Regions from separate parts of the Mus musculus genome. Here region 2 is linked to region 1. The links are chromatin contacts, found by Hi-C or POLR2A ChIA-PET in ENCODE. All regions are on one chromosome and are shown on one strand. The core of a region is the stretch at or near the end of the contact, and the rest is flanking DNA. Distances in the headings are between cores, read along the strand shown.

What was found. Hi-C counts contacts between places; a loop is a spot of excess contacts on that map. ChIA-PET counts read pairs that join two places held with the same protein, here RNA polymerase II (POLR2A).
Region 2: a loop to region 1 is called in a map of left cerebral cortex, with 2.8 times the contacts of the local background. The contact joins the promoter of Pdpr here to the promoter of Ddx19a in region 1. A Hi-C loop is called at or near these places in 1 of 37 maps with a recorded cell type or tissue (left cerebral cortex). POLR2A ChIA-PET finds 5 or more read pairs at or near these places in 1 of 5 experiments (Patski).

The regions. Positions count from the first base shown.
Region 1 is chr8:110,996,471-110,999,280 of GRCm38, reverse strand. It overlaps Ddx19a (DEAD box helicase 19a), which reads left to right and starts at 1,458. Exons shown (of 12, transcript NM_007916.2): 1 at 1,458-1,614. The coding sequence starts at 1,558.
Region 2 is chr8:111,093,326-111,096,135 of GRCm38, reverse strand. Pdpr (pyruvate dehydrogenase phosphatase regulatory subunit) reads right to left here and starts at 1,391. Exons shown (of 18, transcript NM_198308.1): 1 at 1,310-1,391.

The DNA of each region.
Region 1 (2,810 bases), core at 209-2,708:
GTTCAAGGCCAGCCTGGTCTACAGAATGAGTTCAAGAACAATCGAGAGCTACACAGAGAAACCCTGTCTTCACAAACCAAACCAAACCAAACCAAACCAAACCTAAATATCTTGCAAACCTAAGACAAGTCAAAACTTGAACTTCTTAATTGTTGTCAGACACTATGTCTTCTCTAAGAAGTATGTCCCAGCAGATACATGAAGAAATAGCCATGTTCTTGGTACTAGAATAGGTATGCTTGGTAGTGCAATTTCAAGAGGACAATGGGCAGTTAGACTCAAAATATATGCATTTTGAGACTAGGTCTCCTGTAGCAGAGACTGGCCTTGCACTCTCAATCTTCCTCCTACACCTCCCAAGTACTGGAGTTAAAAGTGTTCACTACCATTCCATTAAAATTTTGCACTATTTTAAGAGCATCCTTTTTGTGAAGTGCCTAAGTCATTCAAACAGCTTTACACAACTATCATGACTTAAAATGTATCCCAACAGAGGGAAAGTACTTCTCTTATCCCAGTATTTGGGAGGCAGAAAAAAAAAAAAAAAAGCCACGGGATACATGAAATTCTTGACTCAAAAAAAAAAACAAAAAAAAAAAAACAAAACTAAATACATATCCACACACATAGGATGTAACTCTGTTTTGTTTGTTTTTAATTGTTTTTTGAGACAGGGTTTCCTCTGTGTAGCCCTAGTTGTTCTGGAATTTGCTCTAGTGGCCTCTGCCTCCCAAATTCTGAGATTAAAGGCCTGTGCCACCTATGCTCAGATCATTTCATTCTTAGTTGTATGTATATGCATGTGTGTCTGCGACTGCAAAGGCCACTAGAGAGCGTTCTATTTTTTTAAAAAATATTTATTATTTATATGTAACTACACTGTAGCTGTCTTCAGACACACCAGTAGAGGGTGTCAGATGTCATTACGGTTGGTTGTAAGCCACCTTGTGGTTGCTGGGATTTGAACTCAGGACCTTCGGAAGAACAGTCAGTGCTCTTAACCGCTGAGCCATCTCGAGAGAGAGCGTTCGATCCCTTGTAATCTAGGTGTTGGAGATTATTAAGGAGGAAACCGAGTTCAAGGTAGCCTTGTTTTAAAACAAGATACCTAGTTTCAAAACCAAAAAATGGGTAAGTATTTTGGTTATGAAATGAAGCGATTGGGCGAGTACTAAGTAACTCTGCAGAGCTCTAGGACGTTAACTCAATTAGATCGCACCTAGCGAGATGGAATTTTTTTTTTTTTTCCTCCTCTTTTTAGCATTTCGAGACAGGGTTTCTCTGTGTGGCCCTGGCCGTCCTGGAACTCTCTCAGTAGATCAGGCTGGCCTCAAATTAAGAAATAAGCGACTCAGGACCTTAAAGTGCTAAGCTCCGCATGCTTATCTTCCTGGGGGCGGAGCGTGGGTGGAAGACGGACGCGCGGGGCAGGAACTGACGTCAACTCCGCGCGGGTCTTTTTCCGCTCCGTGTGAGTGGCACTTGGCGCGGGCTTGCGTTCGGCGCTGGTGTTGGCGGGGCGCGGAGCATCTCTGCAGGTCGGCTCGCGTCGGGACCATGGCCACCGACTCATGGGCGCTGGCGGTGGACGAGCAGGAAGCCGCTGTCAAGTCGGTCAGTGGCCTGGTGGGGATTAGGGGACTGAGGCGGACATGGTTTCCAGCACGGGGACCTCAGAGCCGGGCCAGCCCGCGCTCGCTGGAGTTTGCTGTGGGCGATCACTTAGCGCGGCGGATTTGCTCCGACAGCGAAGAAAACCCGCAGCGAGCTTCTTATCCGAGTTTGGACTGAAAAGTTGCTCCCATGGTGACATTGTCTTTATTAAGTGTGTGAGGCCCCAAACTGGCCCTTCTCTTGACCTCTTACAAGAAATGGCAACATAAAATTCTCTCTTTTTTTCGTTGTTGAGGGGTAGTTTTTGAGTGAGTTTATGCTGCCTTTCCCCTAACAGCCCCACATTCATGCTTAACCGCCAAGCGGCAGTTTGTAGCTCGCCAGAATAACGGGTTTTGTTTGTGTTAATGCTTCACTTAGCAACAAATGCAAACTGTCTAGTTGCTATTTTAAGTGTCGTATAGTTTTTGTTAGATTGTTTTTGTGTTTTTGGAGGGGTGCGTTGGTGGGTTCGAGACGGTGTAGCCCAGGTTGGCCTCTGACTTGCTAATTAGCTGAGACTGGCCTTGAGAGCTCTTGCATCCCTATCCCTCCGCCTCCTCTTAAGTGTATGAGTTACAGCTTTGCTGCCTGTGTTTTTGACACAGCCCAACTGGCTTCACTATTTACCTCGGGGTCGCCTCAAATACTTTCTTTTAATATCTTATGTTTTCTATGTGTGTGTATGGGTGTTTTGCCTGTTCGTATCTATGCACCACACTTGAGCCTACATATGTTAGAAGAGGGTTTTAGATCCCCTTGGAACTGGGATTTACAAACTGTTGTGAGCCACCATGTGGCGCTAAGAACCAAACCCTGGCCCTTCCGCAACAGCAGCGAGCTCTCTTAACTCTTAAACCAATTCAGCTGAAGAATGAGCAGTTGATTTTCTTTTTTTTTTTTTTTTTTTTTTTTTTTCCATTTTTTATTAGGTATTTAGCTCATTTACATTTCCAATGCTATACCAAAAGTCCCCCTTACCCACCCACCCCCACTCCCCTACCCACCCACTCCCCCCCTTTGGCCCTGGCGTTCCCCTGTACCGGGGCACACAAAGTCTGCGTGTCCAATGGGCCTCTCTTTCCAGTGATGGCCGACTAGGCCATCTTTTGATACATATGCAGCTAGAGTCAAGAGCTCAGGGGTACTGGTTAGTT
Region 2 (2,810 bases), core at 142-2,641, 97 kb before region 1:
AAGCAAGCAAGTTTCACAGGAAAAGGAGGTAGAGCCAGGAAAACAGACACTGAAGACTGCAAACTCATTCAAAGGAAAGGTCAGGAAGTTTTGCATTTTCTTGAAATTCGTGAAAATTAACGGTATCTCTACTAGTAAGAGTAACTTCTAAACAGCCTTAAGACCCAGACTGATTGTGCTCGGATCCTACACCAACAAGCTCAATCCTGGAGCAGTGCTCACACCTGAAATTCCCACCACACTGGATACTGAAACAGGAGAAATGCCCAGGTTCCAGGTGAGCTGGGGCCACAGAGCAAGACTCTGTCTTTAAAAGGCAGTCACAGGGACAGTTCTAACAACTCCTGAATGCTTCCTCTGGTAACAGCATGAGCCACAGGTCACAAAGAATGAAGGCTGAATGTACATTGACGCATCTCCCACACATAACTCGGAGGAATCACCAGGGCAAGTTTACAAGCAACAGAATGACCCTCTGAACAGTTTGATCATGCAAGTTCAGGATGCTGTAATTTTCAACAAATGCACCGTTGGCTGAGAGAATTTAAGAAAAATTATACACGTCCCTGACGCCAAAAAGAGGACCCTTGGGCCGGACGTGGTGGCGCACGCCTTTAATCCCAGCACTTGGGAGGCAGAGGCAGGTGGATTTCTGAGTTCGAGGCCAGCTTGGTCTACACAGTGAGTTCCAGGACAGCCAGGGCTATACAGAGAAACCCTGTCTCGAAAAACCAAAAAAAAAAAAAAAAAAAAAAAAAAGAGGATCCTTAAAGGACGTCTTTATAACTAGACCCTCTACCACATCATCATCCCTACAAATCAAGATTGCATAAATGTTCGAAGTAGGCTTGGAGACCGTGGACTCGCACCTCGGGATCACACACAACTGTCACCCCAAGTCACCCACTGGAAACCCCACGGCCCTGACTAGGTCTCTGACAGGAGTCGGTGAAGCACAGCCGAGCCGCACATTACAAGGTGGGAAACCATTCCACCTGCAGAGACGCGGGGCCACCTCTGGCCGTGACAGCAGTGCGCGCGCGCCCGCCCGAGCCGCAGCCCGCCCCGAGGCCCGGTCCGCCGCCCTGGGAGAGCCGGCGCGCAGTCCCGGGACGGCGGGCGCGGCTCCCCGAGGCCCGCGCAGCTCCACTGGCTCAATCCCGGCGCCCGACCGGTGGCACCGCCTCAGAGACCCGGAGGGACGGCCGGGAGCCGGAGCCCAAAGCTCGGACGCCAGGGGCGTGCGGGGCGCAAGAGTTCGCGGGACCAGAAGGCCGCCCGGACCCGCGGGTCCTAGCCGGCTTCCTACCTCACGGGCCCGCGACTCGCGGGCAGCGCGCTCAGCAACGCCCGGCGGAAGTGAAGGGCAGCCCAGCCGCTGAAGAGGGTCTGCGCCGGCCGGAAAGGGGGCCAGGGCATGGGGACGGGGCGGGACGCGGAGCGCAGAGTTCCGGGACCGCGGGGGGCCTGCGACCTTCCGCGCTTTACGGCCCGCGGCAAGGGTAAGGCGGGCGCGCGCGCCGACGCGCCGTGACGTCACCGCGGCGGACCGGCCCGCACGTGCGCTTGTTTGGGTCTCGCCAGGCCCCGCCCCTCCCGCGCCACCTCCGCCTCCGCCTCCGCCTCCGCCTGGTTGACGACGAGTGTGCGGGGACCTGCCAACGTCCTCCGTCCCCGCTCCGGGTCTCCCGCCGGCCTCGGTGTGTGGGCAGTTCGGGTGATCGTCTGCCGCCAGGCCTGAGCTCCGATCCTGCGCGAGGGGTCCGCAGCCCAGAACCACATCTCTCTGCCCGTGGTCACCGTTGTCCGTCCCTGCACGTCGCTTAAGGCCTTTCAGTGCTTGGCTTGGGCAGAAGTTGTACTGTGGGCCTGGCCGCACCTTGGAGGCCGAATCAGCTGACCTTATTTCCCATCTTACTCCTTGCGGCTGCCCAGAGGGAAAGCATTGTTCACTGGAGCCTCAGAAACATCTTCTGCCTTCCATCCCCCCACCCCCGCCCCCAACTCTCAGCCACATCCCCTAGTTTCTTTCACAGCACTCGTTACTAGATTAAATATATGTGTCTCTACACTGGTGTAGACGTGGCCCTCAGATATCTTGAGGACCTAACCTTACTCAGGTGCAGCTTCTCAACACCTTCACCCCGCGCCTGGCGCACACCATCCAATCATCCTTCGCACAAGCAGCAAGCGAAATGGTGTGCTTTAGTTTAGCCTATCTTGTCTTATGAGCTAGTCTTGAACATTATTGCTAGGCTGTGTACCTTGGTGCTGTCTTGAGCGCTCTGACTAGGAACAAGAAGGCTTCAAGAATCTCCTTTTCATGATGTCATTCATTCCCCAGCTTGCTTAGTTTATACCCAACTCACTAGCCATGAATTTCTCCAAGACTGCCCAGATGAGAACTGACAGTAAGACTCAACTCTACCCGGTTCCTTTTTTTTTTTTTTTTTTTTAGTTTATTTGTTTTATTTAAGTTTATTTGTAGCTGGGCAGTGGTGGCACACGCCATTAAACCCAGCACTTGAAAGGCAAAGGAAGATGGATTTCTGAGTTCGAGGCCAGCCTATTCTACAGAGTGAGTTCCAGGACAGCCAGGGCCACACAGAGAAACCCTGTCTCAAAAAAACAAAACAAAAACAACCAAAAAAAAGTCTATTTGTTTTATTTATTTATTTATTTATTTATGTGTATGTTTTTATAGGCAAAGTCTCAGTCTAGGCTGGATTCAAATAGGTACAGAGGATGACTTAGCTCCTGGTCCTCCTGCCTCCACCTCCCAAGTGGCTTGCTTCACCACACATTCAGTT